Regions from separate parts of the Homo sapiens genome. Here regions 2 and 3 are each linked to region 1. The links are chromatin loops, found by intact Hi-C in ENCODE. Cell type or tissue: A673. All regions are shown on one strand.

Evidence for each region. Peaks named below come from ENCODE experiments on the same cell type or tissue, not always from the same donor. Only the 100,000 strongest peaks of a DNase experiment are listed, where the experiment ranks them.
Region 2: a loop joins it to region 1, with 6 times the contacts of the local background. A loop is called at or near these places in 4 of 110 quality-filtered maps.
Region 3: a loop joins it to region 1, with 5 times the contacts of the local background. A loop is called at or near these places in 9 of 110 quality-filtered maps.

Annotation. Positions count from the first base shown.
Region 1 is chr16:25,834,556-25,842,555 of GRCh38, forward strand. All of the region lies in intron 1 of HS3ST4 (heparan sulfate-glucosamine 3-sulfotransferase 4), which reads left to right. Among named protein-coding and RNA genes, the nearest start is that of HS3ST4, 150 kb to the left of the region's middle. In A673, a CTCF peak has its summit at 4,351 (motif pointing right); a DNase peak (open chromatin) is centred at 4,366; H3K4me3 peaks cover 572 bases; H3K27ac peaks cover 850 bases.
Region 2 is chr16:26,642,255-26,650,254 of GRCh38, forward strand. No RefSeq gene overlaps it. Among named protein-coding and RNA genes, the nearest start is that of LINC02195, 51 kb to the left of the region's middle. In A673, CTCF peaks have their summits at 3,554 (motif pointing left) and 3,764; a DNase peak (open chromatin) is centred at 3,577.
Region 3 is chr16:26,566,062-26,574,061 of GRCh38, forward strand. No RefSeq gene overlaps it. Among named protein-coding and RNA genes, the nearest start is that of LINC02195, 25 kb to the right of the region's middle. In A673, a CTCF peak has its summit at 3,927 (motif pointing left); a DNase peak (open chromatin) is centred at 3,900.

The DNA of each region.
Region 1 (8,000 bases):
ATGTGTAGCCATTTATAGTATAATTTAAAAATATACAAAACATGCTATATATATGTATATAGTTGCATATTGTGTAGGGATGAATATTTATAAGAAATTAGAGGAGAAGGCCAGGCGTGGTGGCTCACGCCTGTAATCCCAGAACTTTAAGAGGCCGAGGCAGGTGGATCACTTGAGGTCAGGAGTTCGAGACCAGCCTGCCCAACATGGCGAAACTCTGTCTCTACCAAAAAATACAAAAATTAGCTGGGTGTGGGGGCACGTGCCTGTAATCACAGCTACTTGGGAGGCTGAGGCACAAGAATCGCTTGAACCTGGGAGGCAGAGGTTGCAGTGAGCTGAGATCGCACCACTGCACTCCAGCCTGGGCGACAGAGTGAGACCCTGTCTCAAAAAAACCACAAAACACAAAAAACAATAAACCAACCATCCCTCCAACCAACCAAAGAAAAAAACCCAAAAGAAATTAGAGAAAGGAAGGAATGTGGTAGAAACTACACAAGGGGTTTCATCACCATGAGTTAGGTTTTATTTCTTTAGCTAAGTGATAGGTGTGTTGGTTTTCATTCTAAGATTCTTTATGCCTATTTAATGTCTAAAATGTATCATCATTAATTAATTTTAAAAAGAGAGGCTTTCCTAAAATATGCCTCTTAAGTCTCCAGGGCAGCTTTCCTTCCCCCGTTGTTGTTTGAACATCAAAACTCCTGACTACTTGCTAAACATCCCCTGCTAGAGGAATTGCTGAACAAACACTGCCTTGCCATATGAGTCAGTTCAATTCTGTGCATGAGCCAGAGGGCAGCTTCTCTATTTTTTCCTGCTTTCCTACTTGTAGGCTCTTTTTATATTTCAAAGTATTGTCTCACACATTTCATCCTGAAAATAACTCTGTGAGTGAGTGGGGATATTATTATTCCTCAGTTGACAGATGATGAAAAAAAAAATCAAGTTGGCTAACGTTGATTGAGCATTGTACCTACCATGTGCCATCAATAGAGAAAAATGCTTTACATGCACTTCCCAGGAATCTGCTTACAGTAATCCCATTTGACAGATGAGGAAACGGAGGCATAGAGAGGTTGAGGAACTTGCTCAGGTCCAGTAAGTGGAGAAGTCAGAAGTCAAAATCAGGTCTGCATAAGGGCAATTCTGTGCTGTTTCTTTTCACTGAAGAAAAATGTGTTGTGACTTGCCGGGGGCTGATTGGGTTTGGAAACAGATCTGCATTTTCTCTCTTATACCAAAGGGTGAGCCACACTGTTTTGTTTTTGTTTTAACCATCTCTATAAAAAGTCAGACTTCTTGCTTGCGAGCAACAGAAATTGACGCTGGCTCACTGAAGCAGAAGAGAACTTAGTGGGAAAATAAGGGGACTGAGGAAAGGGAAATAGGAGACCATACTTGGAAATGGACAGAAACCAAGGGCATTCCGGAGGGCTGGGTGGCGGAAATCATAGTCATGTCCAGACCAGAAGAGGAACAAGCTGGTCTCTTCTGAGTTGGGAGGTGATCATCCTGAATTATTTTCCTACCAAGCCTACAAAACGGAAGGGCATGATGTTCCCAGGTGGCCTCCCCTCGCCAAATCAGGATATCACTAGGAAGGGGTGAAGGAGTGCTAAGGAGCCAAAATTACAAAAAAATAAATTTCTGCTGTGCCTTCTGTCTTCTTTTGGACCCCTACCCATGCATAGGGGTTCAAATGGATGACTGCACCACATGAAGATGGACTGGGGGCCAGGCAGTCTGTGTCGTAGACATGTAGACAGGAAGTTCATATCCCTAAGCAGGCAGTCCTGTTAACCAAGGAAGGAAAGAAAGAAATACATCTTTGCTGCCTGACATCTCCCAATGGGTAATTAAAATGATGCCACTGCTGATTTTACTACATTCAAAAGTGTTTTAATTTGTATTTAGCCAGAGGCTTTTTAGCAACAGGAACATTTTTACAAATCTAACAAATAATTATAAATAAATAAAGTCTCCACTTCTGCTATTTAGGGGAATGTTTCCTTCAGGTAACACATTTATAAATCCACCCGTTTGACAATATGGAGCTAAAATAACAGTAGAGCTTGAACTGGCTGCTTAAGTGACAGTTGAAATGGCGTGTTTGTCAGCGTAGAAATGAAAAACAATATCATGCAGGGAGGTAATCTAGTCCCAGAGGCACTATGGACTATAAATGTTAAATTACAATAGACCCAGAATATAACCTTGCATAATTCTTGAATAAAGGATATAAGGAACAGAAAACCCAAGGTAGCAAGAATTCATATTAAAGGAAGCCTACACAATTTATAGTTAAGGTGACTTCAGGACTATGGATATGGTACCTCCCAAAATGTACTCGACAACTGGTTCATCAGTAACACTGGCCATCGTAATGAGAAAGGACATTCAGAGAGGCATTGTTATGTGGTTTTGTGCTCACCTCTTCTCTTGGGACTCATTTTGTCCCCAGATCTTTCCAGGTCAGTATGGGTTGAGACCAGTCATGGTTGATTTTCCAATCCGCAGTTCATGGATGATTTCCAATGGAGTTAGGCGATGGCAGATCCCCTTCTCCAGTATAACAGCTGACCTTACCTTGGGGACTAGGGTCAGCCATGAGATTTCTGCTGCAGACGATCATTGTGTCAAAAAACTCATTGGATGCCATTCAGCTCATTCACGTTCAGAGGAATCACATGAGGATCCTGGGTGTGAACCCACACCCACATCTTGCTTTCCTCTCATTTTGGATGAACAAGGCCCTAGGTAGGCAAACCGGGATTATGTACAGACTCAGGGGGAAGTGTTTTTTGCTGGATAAGGAATATGTGAAAAAAATGATGAGGATTATTTTCCAGAAATTTTCCAGGAACTCTTAAGGAATGAAAGAATCTTGTTTTTAAAAAGACTAGGGCATGGGGAGAGAGCAGAGAATAAGAACGCTTTCTCATGTCAGATATGCTGACATTATAGTAGCCAAATGTCTTTAAGATGGGGAGAGCTCAGTGCCTACCTATGGCTATCTATTTGATGGGATATGTGAATATTCCAACCAGGATAGTCCTTTGTAAGGCGCATGTTAGGGTACAGGTCCTATATAACAGATTCACTGAAGAAATATGTGTAAATCATATTTTAAATGCACTGACAGGTCTCACTCTTTAAAAAAAAAATCCTGTTGCATATTAAATACTTCTCTTGGGACTTAAATCGTCACTTTATTTATTTATTTTTTTACTTTTATTTTAGGTTCAGGGGCTACATGTGCAGCTTTGTTTTATGGGTAAATCGCATGTCACTGAGGTTGGGTGTAGGAATGGTCCCATCACCCAGATAGTGAGCATAGTACCCGAAAGGTAGTTTTTGAACCCACCTCCCTCTCCCCCACTTCCCCCTCTTGTAGTCCGCAGTGTCTACTGTTGCCATCTTGATGTCCATGTTTTCCCAGTGAATAACCACTTTAATTGAAAGGAGGCAGCCCAGCATGAAGGTGCAGAGAACGGACCCTGGAACCAGATTGCCTGGGTTAGAACCCCAACTCTGCAGCTTCTCAGCTATGTAAATGTGCTTTGGTTTCCCAGATGCTAAACAGGAATACTAATAGAGAAATATGCTGGAATCGTGTATCCTACTTATTCAGTCGATATTAACGACTACCGCTGCTATTTAACTACATCAAGTTTGCTAAAAGCTATCTTAGCTTTAGTGGGACTACAGTGCAGGCTTCTTCTTATCTTAGTTAGTTTTCCCAGAAGTACTTATCTGACCCGATTCATTCTCTTTATTGCATGCTCTCTCTCTCTTTCATTCAGCATTTACTTATGCACCTGCCATTTGTCAGACATATGTGGCTGGTTCTAACAAAAGGCAAAGATAATAGTTTCAGCTCTCAAGGAGCTCAGTCTAATGGCAGAAAACCAACAAATATAGGATCGTGATTCATATTTGCAGTTCATTCTTCCATCTCTCTGTTACTGGTAAAATTTCCTCAGCATGCTATTTACCCTGGAGTCTTTGGATAATTCCACAGTGTCCTTAGTTGGCTATTTAGGATCTGGGGTGGGTTTATTTCTCACGCTCTGTCTTTAGAACACCAGTCCCTTCTAAGTCTTTTCCTAGACCCGCCCACTCTTGAGATCTATAACTGGGTTTGCGTCCTTCCAGAGAAGCTAGAATAGGTCCAGCCCACTGAGATGGCTCTTAACCACGAATCACTGCAGACTTTCAAAATAAGGCCAACACTCAGCCGAGAAAAGAGCGAAGCCCTTTTTGGGTCACTTTTTTCACTAATCCCGATGAGATGGGGGAGGTGCCACCAGAGAATTCTCTTTTGTGATTTGCCTTCCCTGCCACTAGGTGTCACTGTTCTACATAAATAAAATGAAATCAAATCGGTCTTGGCACTGTGGAATTTGGCCTTTGGTTAAGGGGATCTGGCAGGTTTAGGGACCTCTTCATTTTGAAGTTGTCAGATAACCATCACTGCCACCTAAAGACTGGCTACAGTACAGGAACCGACCCTGAGTAAAAAGTCTTGAAATTAAAGTATCTGACATGTGTAAATCCAGGACTCTGTATATATCCTCCTTGGTATTGATCCTTTAAAAACAGATCTCTAAAGATTAACTTCTTGGAACAAAGATAATATATTTATGGAATGTAGGGAGTGTATCACTTTATTATTTATGTAGCTGTTTGGGAAGATGTATCTGATTTTATGAAGACATCATGAAGAAAGCAAAGGAAATCTCACAAAGGAAGACTTGGCTGTCTTGCTGGTGACCTTCCCTTTGAAAGACAAAAGGAAGCAGAAACTCACAGAGATAACATGTGAAATCACCCATTGGATCTTCCCTTCCTCCATTTTTGTTTTAGAATATTCCCATAATTTTCTACCTTTAAGACAGTTAGTAGTGGTTTCTCAGCCATTATGCATGTTTATCAGGAAAATAAAAACATCCTCTCCACCCTCCGGACTAGCATTCTCATTGAGTGATCTCCAATTTCTGATACACAGGAGACTTCTCTTTCAGTTATTTACATGGTCTTTTTCTTTTCCTGACAATAGGGCTTTGTGTTATATTCTAGTGTTTATAAAAATGCCAGGGTCTCACAACAGTGATCAGTGAATATCGCTCTTCACTGTTTTGTCTATGATAAATTTTTAGCATGAGAGTCTAGGTCAGTCATAAGAGGCTCTAGGATGGATTTTTCTGCCTTGACATGCCCCACTCTTGGAAGAACATCTAATTTTATTGTTGAAGTGATGATCACAAAAGCCAATCAGCACTGCGAACTTTATGTGGCATTGAACTTGAGCTCCATTTTAAGGCAGGTCCAATCCCTTTGCTGAAAAAAGGTTAACACTCCTGGTCAAAAGGAAGAAAGTATAGGCCGAGAAGAAACCATATGTGGAATACTTTTATCATGAAATATTTGTATTAGAAGACAGTGGTTAAGTCCAGAATGATATGGTTGAGTTATACCTTCCATGGCCTGTCAATCAGTGGAAACTAAAATGTTCTTTCTGGTCGATCTCTTCTTACAACACCATAAGGCACCCTTGATCAACAGTATATCACTTTCATACTGATACTCACTGGTGCATGATTGGAGAGTGATAGAGACAGTTCAGATAAGGTTCCTGTCGACAATTTTCCTTAAATCTCTTTGACATAAATGTCCCAAAAATTATTTCTGGGAAGCCTTTTGTTGCAAACAGCTGACAGAGAGTTTCAGTTATGGCAGTAGGAATTTAAAATAGGTTTAGGATTCCTTTGAGCATTTTGAGACGCAACTACTACAATCCAGAAACCCACATGGCATATGGATTCTGTGAAGTCTTTTGGTATCTTGACTGTTCCACCAAAGGGTGTTTCAATAGGTTAAGTTAAATAACTCTCATATTTTATTTTACTCCTAATATCAAATAAGTTGTTGGTCATCACGTAGCTTCCAGCCTAGCTAGTGTTTCTATGCAAATAGTTCTTAGATACTATCATATTATGATGGTAAAGATAATGTAATATCAGTTTCCTGGAATATAAAAGTGATTTTTTTCCATAAAGGGCATTTTACAATGGATCATTAATTCATTTTATGAGGACCTTAATGTTTTGAGCACTGTAAAGAAATAAAGTATCAACCTACTGGGGCCAAAACTGATTCAGCAAAGAATTTAATCACCTACAGAACATCCTCTTATAAGGTATTACACATCCTTACAGCTTGGATCAAATAAACACTGTGGAGTTTTTATTGGTAGAAGCAGCACCCAAATATTACACATGAAAGAGCCTGGGATGCCAAACCCAATCCATGGGCCATCTGTGGTCAAGTAAGCTTATTGGTCTAAGACAGAAGACTCTCATAGTTGGCCAAATGAGATTTGTATTTACTTTACTTTAATTTATATTTGTTTGTTTATTTATTTATTTATTTATTTATTTATTTATTTATTTATTTATGTTGAGACAGAGTCTTGCTCTGTCACCTACGCTGGAGTGCAGTGGTGCGATCTCTGCTCACTGCAGGCTCCGCCCCCCGGGGTTCATGCCATTCTCCTGCCTCAGCCTCCCAAGTAGCTGGGACTACAGGTGCCCGCCACCTCACCTGGCTAATTTTTTGTATTTTTAGTAGAGACGGGGTTTCACTGTGTTAGCCAGGATGGTCTCGATCTCCTGACCTCGTGATCCACCCTCCTCGGCCTCCCAAAGCGCTGGGATTACAGGCGTGAGCCACCACGCCCGGCCACTTTATTTTTTTGAAACAGAGTTTTGCTCTGTCACCCAGGCTGGAGTGCAGTGGCGTGATCATGGCTCATTGCAGCCTCAACCTCCCCAGGCTCAGGGGATCCTCCCACTTCAGCCTCTGGAATAACCGGGACTATAGGCAGCTAATTTTTGTATTTTTTGTATAGATGTGGTTTCACCATGTTGCCCTAGCTGGTCTAGAACTCCTGGGCCCAAAATATCTGCCTACCTTGGCCTCTGAAAGTGCTGGGATTATAGGTGTAAGCCACTGTGCCTGGCCTGTATTTAATTTTCATATTTATTTAATATTAAATAATCTTCTAATATTTTATTCCTTCAGATTTTATTCAAAACCAGAGACAATCTCATGGAGCTCCTTGTGTCATTAGATTCACCTTCCCGAGTAGGTCTCAATTGTCTTCCAGTCTATGAGTTTCCAATGAATATGGCATAATGGGAACTAGAACCTGCGTCTGTGGGTGGTGTGGAGACTATTGCTTCAATATGTTTTCCCATTCTTGTAACTGTCATTATGGTCTTAAACCCAGAGCTGTAATGAACAGTATGGGATTATCCATAGATAAGAGTCCTAAAGACATTCTGATAGAGGCTTATAATCAGTACAAATTGTAATGGCCGTAGAAGGAGTTGTTCTGCAGATGGCTTTATTCTTGAGTACTCAGCACCATCTGGCACTTTGGGGCTGAGCCCAGCCCTACCACTACAAAAAACCATATTTGCAATATATTGGCACAAACATGCAAGTCAATGGCTCCTTGACATTTTGGACTTTTTATCGTATGGCAAGTCCAGCTGCAGAGCATGCCCTTTTCCAGTGGGCAGAGAAGTGGCTCAGTTGAGGTTGCCTTTTGTTGAAGAAAAGGTCACCTTAAGGAGTCTTAAAGCTTTAGCTTAAATTTTTGGAATTACACATGGCACTATGAACCACTTCTTCCAGGTCGAGAGAAATACTTGTAGTCCTGATATTAACATCTAAGAATTTCACATGGAAAGATCTGCATTTATGTTAACACACACTGAGATAACTGACACAGTCAAACAACATGGACTTCTTCCAATCTGCTCTTAAAAACTTCCCACAGATTTCAGTGATCGTATATGCCCCACTGTACTGTGATTTTTTATTTTTCTTGCTTCTCTTTAGCCCACGGACTGTGATGTTTTGGAAGGAAGAAGCTGCCTTTTTCATCTTTTTCTTCCCAGTATCTTGGACCTGGACTGGCATGTTTT
Region 2 (8,000 bases), 810 kb after region 1:
CCTCTTGGAAGCCAAGTCCCCCAAGGCTGGGGTATGTCCAGGACTTGCTCACACCTCCACATCCACAGCTCTCTGGACATGGACACTAGACCCTCCGGAGCCCCAGCACCCTGGGACCCATACAGCCTTTGAAAGGAGGGCTCAGATTAAGTGTCCTTTATCTCCATTGTGATTTCTCCCCTGTTTTTCTCTGAACAAGTGGCAAGGCTCTCAGAGCCTCCCTTTGATGCTTAATTGCTTAATTATCAGCTTACTCCACTAACTCTAAAAAAGGGAATTGAACCACTTTAAAAAGGGAGGTGGGGTTGGAGGCTGCCCAGGGAGTGCGGCTCCCCTCTGTGTCTGCAACAGTTAACTCCAGAGAGGGTAGGAGGGCTTCTTACAACTTGGGTTCAGGGGCCTGTCCCCTCCTGCCACTACTATCATCACCCTTTCTGTCCCTCTTCATCAAGATGAATGCTTGGAGATGAGTGTGAGGATATCTGAGCCCCCAGGGCCACTATCCAGCTTACCCTTTTTTTTATTTTTATTTTTTATTTTTTTATTTTTTTTGAGACAGGGTCTCTCTCTCTCTCTGCCACCCAGGCTGGAGTGCAGTGGCACAATCTTGGCTCACTGCAGCCTCAACCTCCCCAGGCTCAGGTGATCCTCCCACCTCAGCCTCCTGAGTAGCTGGGACTGCAGGCACACACCACCACACCTGGCTAACACATTTTTTGTAGAGACAGGGTCTCACCACGCTGTCCAGGCTGGTCTTAAACTGGGCTTAAGCGATCTGCCCACTTTGACCTCCCAAAGTGCTTTTTCCTCTGAAAGCATCTAAATCTTTTCAAATTTCAATTATTTTTATGCTGCTGACATTTGTTCCTCCATTCTATCTTCCTTTCATTTATTCATTGACACAGTTTACATGCCAGGGTCAAATGAGGCACTCAGGACCAAAGAATAAAAAGATGGATCTGAAAACAGCTGCCATTCAAATGCCCTGATAGTCTGGGCAGGATGTGGGGAGGGGTTAATCCTACTGAGCTGAGAGTGGGGATCTGTGTTTGGGGGATCAGAACCACCTTCAGGAGGAAGTGACATTTCATAGGTCCAAGAAGCATAGGTGGGTGCTCAAGATGTCAGCAGATTTCACCTTCTCTTCTCTTTCATCTCTTCCCTGCCCCTCCTCTCTTTCCTTCTATCCTCCTCCTCCTCTTCTTCCCTCCACCCTCTGCTGCTCTTTCACTCTCTTAGACACACATACACACACACACACACACACACACATCTTCCTCAATTTGTGAATAAAATAGTTTCACAAACACACAGACGATCTCACTATACCCACCTCTGCTGTCTCCAGTTGGTGTCTCAGAAGCAGACTCTGAGTCAAGTTCTTGAGTGCAGGCAGTTTATTTGGGAGATGATCCCAGGAAGCCTGATGAGGGAGTGGAGAAGTGAGTCAGGGAAGAGAAAAGCCAACAGAGTGTGTGCTAATAAGTGCACTGTTGCTGTGGGCAGCTGAAGCTTAGTGCTGCTGGGATCCTCTGAGACAGTGTGGGACGTGCTTCAGAATTGTCCCAAGGAGGGAGAAGAAGGCTGCAGCGTTTATGCACCAATTCCAGGGTGGAGGATCCCTCCTGTGGGCTTACCCTGTTGGTGCTTCTGGTCTGACCCCACATATGCATGAAAACCCCCTCAGGGAAATGGCTAAGGGAGAGATGTGCTGGGCACCAGGGACTGCTACAGGGAGGAACTCTGTGCAGGTTACAGTCTAGGGTGGGCTGAGGGACTGTGCTGGGAGAACTAGCAATATCTGCTTCATGTACACATTCCATATTCTTCTCCCTTCCTCCCTCCTTCTCCCTTTCTCTCTCGCTGTCATACACACTTACACACATGCACACAAGCACACGCTAAGGTGATCAGTCACATAGATATAAAATAACACAGAAGCTCCCAGAGAAGATGGGTGGTCCCATCTCAGAGACCTTTGTCTTCTACCAGCTTACTTGACTGTAATTCCTCCCATCTTTAGGATACTGGTATAGTGGATCCAGTTTCTCAGCACACAAATGTGCTCATACACATTCTATCTCGACCTAGTTCAACAGGGCTTTGTTTTTTCTTTTTATTAAAAAGAATTACCCCTGAGATGAGGTCCAGAAAGGAGCTACATCCCACACAGATGCAGAAGAGACCTACAAGAATTTCCCTCCCAGTGCAGCAGAGTCGAGGCTCAGATGGGTTCCTCTCACTCCCATCCCCCTTGGGCTACAGGGAGCAAGGCCTGTACACAGAACATAGCATGCAGGCCTCTCTATAACCCACAGATTTTTCTTTCTTTCTCAGGTCCCACAAGATCAACAAAATCTAAAAAGATCCAATAAACAAATACTTTCAATGGCATTATCATTATTATTATTATTGTTTATTTTTTTGAGACAGAGTCTCACTCTGTTGGCCAGGCTGGAGTGCAGTGGCGTGATCTCAGCTCACTGCAACCTCCATTTCCCAGGCTCAGGCAGTTCTCCTGCCTCAGCCTCCCAACTAGCTTGGATTACAGGCATGTGCCACCACACCTGGCTAATTTTTGTGTTTTTAATACAGACGGGGTTTCACCATGCTGGCCAGACGGGTCTCAAACTTATGACCTCAGGTAACCCACCCGCCTCGGCCTCCCAAAGTGCTGGGATTACAGGCGTGAACCACCGCGCCTGGCCTAATGGCATTATTTTTAATGGCAAAAAACCACAATTACTTTTGCACCAATCTCGTAAATGTTTCTACCAGTCACCCTACCAGAGCATTTACTGCAGTATCTCGAACCACTTGGTAGGGGTCCCACTGAGAATGACTTGACTGGCCACTACCATGCTGCCCTAGGTAGTTTGCTACAGTAAGGACCCCAGCGCATCATGCATCCATTACTCTGTGTGTGCCTCTCCTCATTGACTCTGGGCTTGGCTTTGTGACTTGCTTTGGCCAATGGTACATGTACAAACCTGGTGCCAGCAGAAGTGTAATGAGTACTTGTGCACTGAGGCTTCCTCTCTGAGACCACTGATGAGGGAGCTGGTCTACAGTAAACCACGTGAGAGGCCACATGCAGAACCAAGATGCCTCAGCCAACAGCTGACACCAGCTGCCAGACATGTGACTGGCAAATTCAAAGCCTTTGAATTCATGAAAGAGGAAGATTTTTCTCGTACAATCTTAGGAGGTAGGGAAAGTGCCCAGCAGAGAGCTCCTTCAACACGGAAAACAGGTAGCCCTGGCCACGTGGAGCTGGAGAGGGGAGATGCAGACAGAGCTAGGAGTGGCCAGAAGCCAGAAAAAGTTGAGTCTGGCAAATCTCTCGGCCACCTTGACTAGAGTTCTGGAGTTCATATGGAAACATGGATATTTTATAGAGTCATGTATTTTCCTTGTTTATTTCCCCAGCTTCTCACACATTTTCAGCGATGCTCTTTGTGGAAATGTCAGCCTCTCAGCTCTGCTCAAGAAAACCCAGGAACAGAGAGAGCCGGCTCAGATCTGCGCCAAGTGTTTGAGAGGCAGCAGCGCCCCCAAGGGGCCAGCAAGGTGGGGCAGCGGCGGGAGTGCTGAGCTCCGGAGGGGAGCTCTCCTTTCTTCAACAGGCATTTATTGAGCACCTGCTGTATGTGGTCCAGGCAGCAGCGGGAGAAGGGGAAAGTGGAAAACCAGACAAGGCCGTATAATGAGGGACTTAGGACTTCTGGAATTTTAATGAGCTGGTTTGCCCCTTTATTTCCTTTCAGACTTCCTGTTGATTCAAGTCATCAAAATGAAAGAATGCCAGCGTCCAAACACACATCTGGAAACAGAGCAATAAGGTTTTTAATATTTTGTTTCCTAATACAGAAACTCCTTTGAGATGCTATCAAATAAGGTGGGCATAACACATTCATTTGATTTCTTTTCCCTGCAAACGGGATCATTAAGGCATCCAAATTAACTGGGTGTAATCATGAATTAAATCGAGCTCTTTTATTAGGGAAACTTAGAGGCATCTTTCATCTTAATATCCTGACAGGATTCTCCTGACTTGAAGGTATGATTAGGGGAAAGGTGGCAAAAAAAAAGGAAAATAAAATAAAATAAAGAAGAAAAAACCCTCTGCAGCTCAACCATGAGTGGAATTGGTAATAAAACACTAGTTCCCCAGTGAACTCACCACCTTTCCACTCCTCCTCAACTGGGTTCATTATTTTATTTCTCTACTTGATAGGTTGAAAAATTGCCTGCAAACTGGTTAATTAGGACTAACAGTGCTTAGTAACTGGGGAGACAATTGCAGTTTGAGAAATTAATGCTCATGATTCATCTATTAAAGTGCATCTAGACACATGGTTTGCCTCATGGTAGTGTCAATCCAGCCATCTGTGCCTGTGGCCAGGGTAACTGAGCACTTCTCAGTCTGAGTTTGGGTGTAGTGGTGGTAAGAAACAGAATCCACTTTGCAAAAAAAGGGGGGGAGTTTCTTATAAGGACACAAAGGTAATTCCATATGGGACATCTGGGGATGGAATATGCTATGGACTGAATGTTTGTGACTGCCCCCTGCCAGCCCTCCACTAAGTTCACGTGTTCAAGCCTAACCTCTAATGTGATGGTATTAGGTTGGTGCAAAAGTAATAGCGGTTTTTGCCATTACCTTTAATGGCAAATTAAATGGCCATTGCTTTTAATGGCAAAAACTCCAATTACATTTGAACCAATCTAATATTAGGAGGTGGGGCCTTTGGGATGTAATTAGGATTAAATGCAGTCACGAAGATGGAACCCTCATGAAGAGGAGCAGTGGCCTTATAGAAGGGAATCCAGCGACCCCCACCCCCCGCCTTGCTTCGTCCCCCATGTAAGGACACAACAACAAAAAACCCAGCCAAATATGAACCAGGAAGCAGGCTGTCACCAGACACCAAACCTGTCAATGCTTTGATCTTGGATTTCCCAGCCTCCAGGACTGTGAGAAATACATTTCTGTTGTTTGTAAGCCAACCAGTCTATGGTATTTCATTATGGCAACTCAAACAGACTAAGACAGTATAAAACTAAGAAAGGGAGACGCTATGGGAGTTTCTTTATCACTCCTTTCCTCCCTCCCCTCTCTCCTTCGCTAGCCTCCCTATATGACCATGGTTTTCTAATTTCTGTTTTGCCCTGGGTACCAGCTCCATTTCCTTCTCTGCATAAAACCATCCTCCACTTAGTAATGGTGATGTGGACTACTCACCACACATTCATTCTTCTTCCAGATGTTTGGGGATCCTCTCCTTCCCTTTTGTCAGTTCATATGATTTGGTTAAAGTCCCATTGACCTACAGTTAATAAGATGCAGAGAGGCTTTTGCTGGGGTATTTTGGAAAGCCTCGCTTTACTAAGGAGATTTCAAGATAAGGGAGATAGGTCTGGGGGCTGCTGGAGTCATCTTCCAATGACCAAGACAAATCCTGTTTGAGAATAAAGCCAGCACATGGAGTAGGACAGGGAAATAGATTGCACGACATCATTTGAGCCCCTGTATCAAGTGACACCTGATGCTTACATTAGCCTGGATTTTACAGTTGCCTGAGCCAGTAAATCCCCTTTTTTGTGTATAAGCTAATTTGTTTTTAATTTTCTGTCACTTACGGTAGAAAGAATTCCTACTGAAACCCATGACTTCCTTTTGAATTGCAAAGTCCCCAGGTCTGAACTGACTCCGTATGGCCTTCCAGTCCAAGCACCACCACCTGATTATAGTTTCTGTATATATTACTTCATAGTCTCCAGAGGGACCCTCATTCAATCATCCCAGTCAAGGATTAAATCTCATGATTCACCAGTGCTCTAATCAGCTACAGCCAGGAGGATGAGGTGACAGAGTATAAACACAGTCGTGGTCCAGCAGGAACTGCAGGAGAAGGACAATACAAAAGAAGAGTCCAAATTGTGACCACTACATCCTTATTGGGTCCACTCAGCCCACTGAACGGGCACATGGAAATCCCTCTGAAATTCACAGCATCCAGGTATCTCAGCTGCTATGGCCCATTAGGTTGCATTAGCAACACTTAGTGTTTGCCAGGACTTGAGTTGGTGCCATGGAGCTCCCACTATGCAAAGAGGAGGCATCTTTGATTCTGCTTAGAGACTTTCATGTATCTGAAGAAACTATCACCCATTAGCATCTTTCTGTCTGATGCTGAAAAATGTCAACTCTAGGAAATGGCTGGCTAGCACACAAATTCCAGTCATTGCCCATGAAACTCTGGCTAGGGATTAGCAAGAAGAACAACCTAAAGTTCCCATTCACATCTGTGCATGGAGACAAGGAAGCACTGGTTCATTAATATGTGTACTTAGCAGATGTTTTCTGGGTCCTGGCATCTAAGACATAATTTAAAAAAAAAAACAACTGGGATGTTTTTAAGTGTCTTGATTTAGCAGGACTTGGGTGTTCAAAAGCAAGTGACATAAGATCTCTGAGCTTTAACTCTTCATCTTGAAAAGGGGAGGTGGTAATCCCTCCTTTATCTGCCTCAAAATGATGCTCATGCTCGTTTCCAGGAAGACTGGGCTGCCACAGCTCTCTTTGTTATCAGAAGGTGGATTCTGAGGACGGTGCCTCTAGCATCAGCAGCAGAAGCACACAGATCCCATGCCAATGTGAGCTGCAGTGGATTTATTGACCCCACCCAGAGGAGGTGCTATCTATGCCCCTCTTTGTGTGCCGTCTGCCTCCTGGGGTCCCCAGCTGTTAAGCAGGCCAACAACTGCCCACCTCAGTCTCCAGTAGAAAACATGAAGACTCCCCTCTCCTCTGGTAGTGTCAATCTAGCCATAAGCATTTAGGCTTATGCCTTATGCTGTATTAGGCTTATGCCTAGCCTTCTGCACCATCCACCATAGGACTTGCTATAGCACAAACAGGAGGTGTAAACAACAGGAGTGGTTGAAAGGAGTCAGTAGACAGTAGACAGTGGCCCAGCCTTCTCAAGCCCCATTGGTGTGATGCTGAGGTAGTTCTTCAGAGACACCCCAGCAGGATTGAACCCCAAGTGCTTGCAGCAGTGACCTGCTCATGAATGGCAACACTTATTGGATTTCCTTCCTTCCCTGTCTCACCTTCACCATTCCCCAACTTGGGCTCCCTGGGATCACCTTGTGGAAAAACTACCTACATCCAAGTCCTGGTCTCAGGGTGTATGCTAGAGGAACCCAAACCAAACCACCTGCCCAGCCCTGACTCCTTTCACAAGCATCTTGTCTACAGTCCAGACTCATTTTTTGGAGTGTAATTCATTCCTGGAATTAAACAAGTGTGATCTGAATTTTTGGGTATCCTTCCAGGGATATTTTAAGCATTTACAAGCAAATGTGGATATAAAATTCATACACAAGCAAGATTCTGTCTTTTATACCAAGACTTTGGATTTCTTCCTGTATTCTTCCATGCTTCTCCTCCATTCCCACAATCTAACTTTCTATCGGGTCTTACCTAACTGCAGTGAAAAGGTGCTATGAAGCAGGAGATGCCAGGTGCAACACGAAACAAGGGCAATTAACCCACACAGGGGAAAGGAGAAGTCAGAGAAGGCTTCCTACAGGATGTGCTATTTGTTTTGAAACCTGAGGATTAAGTGGAAGCTAATCAGGTAAACCACACAGTATATGCAATGGCCTGGAAGCCTAAAAAAGATTGGCTTGTTCAAAGAATTGCAAGTGATCTGTTCAAAAGCAGCCAGGGGCCAGGCACGGTGGTTCATGCCTATAATCCCAGCACTTCGGGAGGCCGAGGTGGGCAGATCACAAGGTCAAGAGATCGAGACCATCCTGGCCAACATGGTGAAACCCCATCTCTACTAAAAATACAAAAAAAAAAAAAAAAAAATTAGCCAGGCCTGGGGGCATGTGCCTTCAGTCCCAGCTACTTGGGAGGCTGAGGCAGGAGAATCACTTGAACCAGGAGGCAGAGGTTGCAGTGAGCTGAGATCATGCCACCGCAC
Region 3 (8,000 bases), 730 kb after region 1:
GAATACCTTGCCCTGCTCCTGACCCACCCTCAACCCTGAAACTGTTCAGGTCACCTTGGAGTATGTCCTTCCACAGCCAGCTTGAGGGCAAAGTTCCCTGGGACTGGTCAGGACAGACAGTAAGGATGGTGTTAGATAGGACTATGCTGGGTTGGACAGGCATCCACAGAAGACACCTGTGTGGTCTGAGAACTGAGTCCAGAGGGAAAAAGACAATCCCAGTATTTGTTTTACAGGTCATTATCAAGATCTGCAATCAGGCAGGGGCTACCATATCTGGGCCTCTGCTGAAGGTGAAGCATTCACCCTGAGAGGCAGTGTGGATAGCTCTGGGAGATCTGCTTTTCAACAGTGACTTGAAAGAATCAGAGACAAGGTCAAGAGTGAAGGACAGGGTGCTGTGAGATCCCTGGGAGCAGCACTGACTTGTTCCTGTTCAGCCTTTATTGATCATCAGCTGCAAGAGGGCTGGAGGAGGAAAGATGGAAAGGAATTGGGACTAAACTATACAGGAGCATACAATGGACTAGGACTGAAGCCAAACAGACTGAGACCTATATGGATACCCATGATCAGGTGTGGGGGCCTGAATTCCAAGTAGAACAGCCTATTAGGACCACTCATTGATGGAGAGGGGTGAGGGTGGGTCCTGTCCTATCACAGATTCCAACTCAGATGACTGGAGTGTGCAGGAAGGAAACAGAAATGATTGGGGAATAGCTATAAGATGATGGAGATTGCAATGAACTGGAGAATATGTGCCCTAGTCCAAAAATTGTCCTAGTCCTAGTCCAAAAATTGTCAAATTAGCTGTTTGCCAAACATCAATCTGGCTAGATAAAAGGCAGCTGCAAGCGATATTTGGCATGCAGGCTAACAAATGGCAACCTCTGATGAGGCGCATAGTTTGAGACAGGCAGGAAAACTTGCAACTTGAAGGCCACTTCAGTCTCCAAGCTTTGCATTTGGATTCAGCCTCTGATGAGCATCAAGAGGTCCAAAGGGCAAGATGGATGTCCAGCACCGAATACTCATCAATTTAACCAACACGTATTGATCAGCTACTCTGTGCTCGGCTACACGCCTGGCACTGGGGACCCAGAGATGAACAAAGGTCTTAGTTATAGCAGGGACAATGAATGTGGGTTTGGGGGAGAAGGATGACTTCATTCTAAGCACCTTTGGGTAAAAACCAAGACTATTGATTAGTATTGGCTCAGGAATGGCAAGAGCGGATAAATGCACCATTGAGTCAGCCTCAGGGAGATGAGAAAGCCTGAAGCAGGAGCCCCAGACTGGATACGAAGCCGGAGCAGGGCTGTGCAGCCGTGATTAGAGAAGTGAGGGAGGCAGGTCCAATTAAACTGGCCACTGCAGGCATTTAATAAGCACGGGAACTTTTACAGAGACGGCTCCCGATTGGAGAACCTGGCCTCATTTCTGAGCACTGAAACGTTTGATGTTGGACATTTGGCTCTCTTCCAAGTTCCCAGCCAGCTCTGTAGAGGACCCACATCCCGGGGAGCAGCCTTTGAAGGAGCCAGGGCTGTCAATGGAGTTATACTAATTAGGCAACAGGAGCGGCCTCAAATGCCTGTCCTCATTTGCAATTCAGTGTGTCTTTAATTTGCCAGAAATATACATATATATATCCTCTCTGGATATAAAAAAATATATCCAGGTTGGTGAGAGAGACTAACTTGACTACCATTTACAAAGTGCCTAAAGTACCAGGCAGTTGCTAAATCTCTTACGTCCGTAAGGTAGGTAGGCACTATGTTTTTCATCCCCATTTTACAGGTAAGGAAACTGAGGCTCAAGAAAAGGAAGCACTCCCCTAATGGTCACAAAGCTGGTAAGGGGCAAATCTGGGTGTCTGTCATTGTATTTATAGCAACTGTTCTTAACCAGGGCGACTTGGTCCTTCAGGGGACATTTGGCAATGTGTAGAGACATTTTTGGTTGTCACAACTTGGGAGTGGGAGAGGTGCTCCTGGCATTTGGGGAATAGAGACCAGAGATGCCAATGAACGTCCTTCCCTGCAAAGGACAGCTTCTCAAAACACAGAATTATTTGGCCCAAAATGTCAACAGTGCGGAACTGAGCTTAAGAAACCCTGATATATAGAGAAGATTAGTCCTAAATAGGAGGTTTTAAGTCTGTGGACCTGTCATCAACTGTGGGATTTGGGAAAGTCACTTAACTTCTCTGTGCCTCATTTATCATCATCTTTAAAATAGAAAGTGTGAAGACTACAGAAGATAACATATGTGAAAGTAACTGCCACATGCTCTCTGCCTTTCTATCTGTCTCAGTCTCTGTCTCTCTGTGTTTGTCTCTGTCTCTGTCTCTGTCTCTCTCTCTCTATATATATATATAGAGGGAAGTGGGACTAAACTATATAGGAGCGTACAATGGACTAGGACTGAAGCCAAATAGGCTGAGACCTATATGGATATCTAGGACCAGGCGTGGGGGCCTGAATTCCAAATATATATATGCATATATATGTGTGCATATGTATATACATATATACAAATGAATTCCAAATATATACATATATATGTGTGTGTATATGTAGAGAGACATATATATGTGTATATATATGTGTGTGTGTATATATATGCGCGCACGTGTGTGTGTGTGTGTATACACACACACACACACACACATATATATATATACACACACATACATATATACAGTTGGCCCTCTCATCCAGGGGTTCCAGCAACTGTAGGGTCCACAGCCACGGATCAAAAATATCTGGAGGCCGGGCATGCTGGCTTATGCCTCTAGTCCCGGGACATTGGGAGGCCAAGGCAGAAGGATCACTTGAGCCTGGGAGTTTGAGACTAGCCTGGGCAACATAGTGAGACTTAGTGTCTACAATAAAAAATAAAAAAAAATTAGCATTAGCCGGACTTGGTGGTGCACACCTATAGTCCCAGCTACTTGTGAGGCTGAGGCAGAAGGATTGCTTGATCCCAGGAGGCAGAGGTTGCAGTGAGCCAAGATCATGCCCCTGCGGCCCAGTCTAGGTGACAGAGCAAGGTTCTGTCTCAAAAAAAAAAAAAAAAAATCCCACAAAAACTCTTATGGGAAAAAAAAAAAAGGCAATTAAAAATACAAATAAAACATGCAGTGTAAGAACTATTTACATAACATTTACATTGCATTAGATATTATAAGTAATCTAGAGATGACAAAGTATATGGGAGGATATGCATGGTTATATGCAAATACTGTGCTATTTTATGTCAGGGACTTGAGCATTGGGAGACTTGTTATCTGCGGGGGTGTGGAGGGGCGGTTCGTGGAATCATCTTCCATAGATACAAAGGGATGACTGTATAAATATAATCTTTCTCTCTCTCTGGAACCAATGAGGCACACTACCAGCAATTAAAGACTTGGGAAAGTTAATTATTAATTGGTCACTTCTGCTAATCACAGCCATGACACCGGCTGCCTTGCACCAAGCATTCCTTCAGCATCAGGGCCAAAATCATGCAATCTTAGTGTTAAAGAGAGGGTATCTTGGAGTTCAGCATTCAACCCAAATCACAGGTGGAGACCCTGAGGCACAGAATGTATGTCACAGATAGCGACTGATGCCTTTCCAGCATCCAGTGCCCCTTCTTCTGGTGTCAGTGCCTTAACTTCCCCCGGGGAGGTATCCTCCCTGAGTTATGGCAATGTGATTTGGGTGGGAGTGCTTCCACCCCTGATTCCAGGAGTAGATACATGACACTGGTCTGCCCAATCATAATACTCCATCTCCCTGGCTTTGTCAGTTGGCTCAGCAAGGTGCACATGAGCCACTTTTAGCCAATGAGGTAAGCATTCTCCTCTTTTGTGGAAACAAAAAGATGAGCTCTCATTCTGCTGGACATGTCAGCAGTGAGGAAGTAAGAGTGACACCCAGTGGAGAAAGTCAGCCTGGAGTCAAGGCAGCTCAGAGGAAAGCAGTGGCAAGAAGTAGAGAAAGAGAAAGAAAATACCAGAGATCCCACCTGGGCACATTGTTGGAATGTCTGGATCCAGCCATGCCTGAGGACTGATCTTTTCATTCAAATGAGAGTCCAAGAAATTTTTTTGTTTTTTGCTTAAACCAGTTGGAGTTGCACTTTTGTTTCTTGGAAACAAATTAGCTCTGAGAAACACAGGTAACAAAGAGCCCAAGTTCTTTGTCTAAGTCAGGGACTAGGCTATATAAGCTATATGGGAACCAAGCATCCAGATCTTAGGCTAGTATGTTTTTTCTCTTTTTAATGAAGTGTAACACATATGCACATATCTCTCTCTATATATATATATATGTGTGTGTGTGTGTGTGTGTGTATAACTTATCTATTGAAAGTGCACAAACCATCAATGTACAGCTCAATAAATTTCTACAAGTTGAACATACCTATATAACCAGCATCCAGGCAAAAGCACAGAACATTACCACCATCTCTCCCTCCACCCACCAGAGCTTCCCTTTCTCTGATTCCAGTCTCTCCTCCTCCAGGGGTAACCACTATCCTCATTTCTAGCATCACAGGTTAGTTTTGCCTGTGGTTTGTTTGCTGGTTGGCTGGTTTTGTTTTACTTTGTTCACTAATCTGCAGTCTGGGCAGGTGGGAGGATCATTTGAGGCCAGGAGTTTGAGATCAGCCTGGAAACATAGCAAGACTCCATCTAAAAAAATTTAGCTGGCCAGGAGTGGTGGCTCATGCTTGTAATCCTGGCACTTTGGGAGGCCGAGACAGGTGAATTGCCTGAGCTCAGGGAATTCTTTCTTCACTTGTATCTCCTTTTGTATTTTAAAATTTGGAAACACGTATGTCATTAAAATACACACACATATATATATAAAAATATCAGGGCCAGCCAACTATGGTTTCAGCTTTTTCTGGGGCAAAGCCCCCTGCTATTTATGATTGCATCTTAAATTTTCACCATAGGGTCTGGCATGAAGCAGGCAGTATTGTGTGGTGGTTAGGAATGCAGCTTCAGAATCAGACAGACCTGGATTAAAAACCTGTTGCCACCAGTTACTGCCTGTGTGGACACAAGCATGTTTATTTCTCTAAACCTCAGTTTGTTCGTTTGTAATGTATCATAATATTATGACCTATGTCATAGAATTGTTGGAAAGATGATGTCTTAGTCCATTTCGTGTTGTTACAAGACAATAGCACATTATTAATAAGGTAATGAATAATGAACAGAAATTTATTGGCTCATGGCTCTGGAGGCTGGGAAGTCTAAGGTTGAGGGATTAGCATCTGGTGAGGGCCTTCTTGCTGCATCATAATATGTTGGGAAGGGTAAAGACAGGGTGGGAGAGAGAGAGAGCAAGAGTAGGTGAATCTGCTCCCACAATAATGGCATTAGTCCATTCATGAGGGTGGAGCCCTCATTACCTAAACACCTTTCAAAGGTCCGACCTCCAATGGCAATTAAATTGCAACGTAAGTTTTGGAGGGGACAAATATTCAAACCGTAACATGACTCCTGGCTTCTCCAAAGTCATGTCCTTCTCATATACAAAATACATTCATTCCAGTCCAATAGCCCCAGTCTTAACTCCAGCATCAACTCAAAGGTCTACAGTCCAGAGTCTCATCTAAATCAGATGGTGAGATTCAAAGCATGATTCATCCTAAGGCAAAGTTTTCTCCAGCCATAAGCCTGTGAAATAAAAACTTATCTTTTTCTAAAATACAAGGGCAGGATAGGCATGGGATAGACCATTCCAGAAAGGGAAAAATAGCATAGAAGAAAAGGTACCTGGTTCCACATAAGACCAAAACCCAGCAGGGCAAACAACATTAAATCTTAAACTCCAGAATAATCTCCTTTGACTTCATGTCCTGCCTTCCAGGTACACTAGGGTAGGAGTTGGGCCATCAAAGCCTCTATGGTGTTGTTGGGCTGAGTCCACCCAGTAGTTCTCATGGGTTAGGGTCTCCTATCTGCGGCTCTCCCAGGCTGGTGCTACACGTTGATAGCTCTGCAGTTCTGGGGTCTTGTTGGTGGCTTCACCCCTACAGTTCCACTGGGTCTAGTAAGGACTCTCTGGGGCAGGTCTGATCTTACAGTTATGCCCAGATATTGCCCTGATGGGGGCTCTCTGAGGTAGTCCTACCCCTTTAACAAGTATCTATCTGGGCCGCCAGGCAGTCTGCGACATCCTTTGAAATCCAGCTGGAGGCTGTCACGCCCCCCACAGCTTCACTCTATGCACCTGCAGATTTAGCACCACATGGCTGCCACCATGGTTTACTGCATGCACTCTTCTGAGCAGTGATCCAGGGTGCATCCACAGTCATTTGAGCCACAGCTGGGGCAGCCAAGGAGTGCCATGCTGGAATGTGAAGAGCAGAGTGCAGAGGTGGCCCTGCACAGGGAGCCCACTGGGAGGTGTCCCGGGCTCATCCCCTGAAACCATTCTACCCTCCTAGAGCCCTGGGCTTGTGATGGAAGGGGAAGCCCCATTTTGGAGGAGACAAACGTTCAAACTATAGCAGACCATATGAGACACTGGGTGCCAGCACAGTGCATGACATGGAGTAACTGCTCAACAAATGTTGGCTATCCTAATTAGACATTGAGTAAATGTTTTTTGAATTCCTGTTGAACTGAACAGCCAGATCCTGTTTAAAATTAAACAAACAAACAAAAAATAACCCAAACATCCATGCATCCTGAATTAGTGCTGTCTAGGTTAGTTTGTCTGAATTTATCTAGACTGTAATACAATCAAACAGCCACAAAACAGTGCTGCAGAGGTCTCTCCTCTACTCTGCCCTGTTCATCCTATTTGATGGTTATTGATAGCCATTTAGAAAGAATGTTTATTTCCTACACAATAATATTTTCAGAAAGAGTGAACAAGGAAGGAAAGTGGATCATAATGAGGAAATTTTATTAAGAAATTATTTAATGTAATTGATGCTTTGCACCAAGAGTCAAGGAAATGCACCTATTGATAGATGTCCACATTCTTGCTTAATCTACTTTTAGTCCTTTGCTGGGATATGTTGTATGTATTTATTTATTTATTCGTAGGAGGGCAGGATCTTGCTCTGTCACGCAGGCTGGCGTGTAGTGGCACAATCGTAGCTCACTGCAGCCTTGACCACCTGTGCTCAAGTGATCCTTCTGCCTCAGCCTCTTGAGTGGCTAGGACTACAGGTGCATGCCATCACGCCTGGCTATTTTTTAATGCTTTGTGGAGACGAGGTCTCCCTATGTTGCACAGGTGGATCTCACATTCTGTCCTCCAGTGATCCTGTTGCCTAGGTCTCCAGAAGTGCTGGGATTACAGGTGTGAGCCACTGCTTCTGCCCTGATGGAGTATTTAATTAGCTTGTGATTTGGAAAATCACATGGTATACACATGGCAATGAACATTCTGGAACTAAAAGCGGAGTGATTGCTTTGCTTCCAGCATCTTATGAAAAGGAATAACTGGAAAATGTAGCGATGTGTAGAAAGCTTGAAACAGGCAAGATAAAAGTGAAGAGACTGTAAAGTGAAAGCTTATTTGGGGCTTCTTATTTACTCAAATGTACGTTTGTGTCATTTAAATCTTGCTTCCTCTCTATGAGGTTGCTTGTTGTTTTTATTTGGTAGATAAGGAAATAAATATTGGCTTAGGGATTTAAGTAGCTTGCTCTGAATTTTGCTATTGGTAGGGGTATTACCGACATCACTGCTCTCTGCTGGATCAGTTCCTTCTACTTTGGAATGTCAAGGTTATTAACTCTGAGATCTGGAAAAGGTTCTCTGAACTTCTGTTTTACCCATCATGGTCCCAGGGAATGGCAGGGAGCAGAAATGCTAAAATATTTATTTTTGAGGGCTGGGAAAAGTGATAGGTGGAACAACAGCCTCTCAACCTGGAACCTCTGCATATATTACGTTATGAGGTAAAGGGAGATTGAGATTGAAGATGGAATTAAGGTTACTAATCAGCTGACTTTGAAATATCGTCCTGGATTAT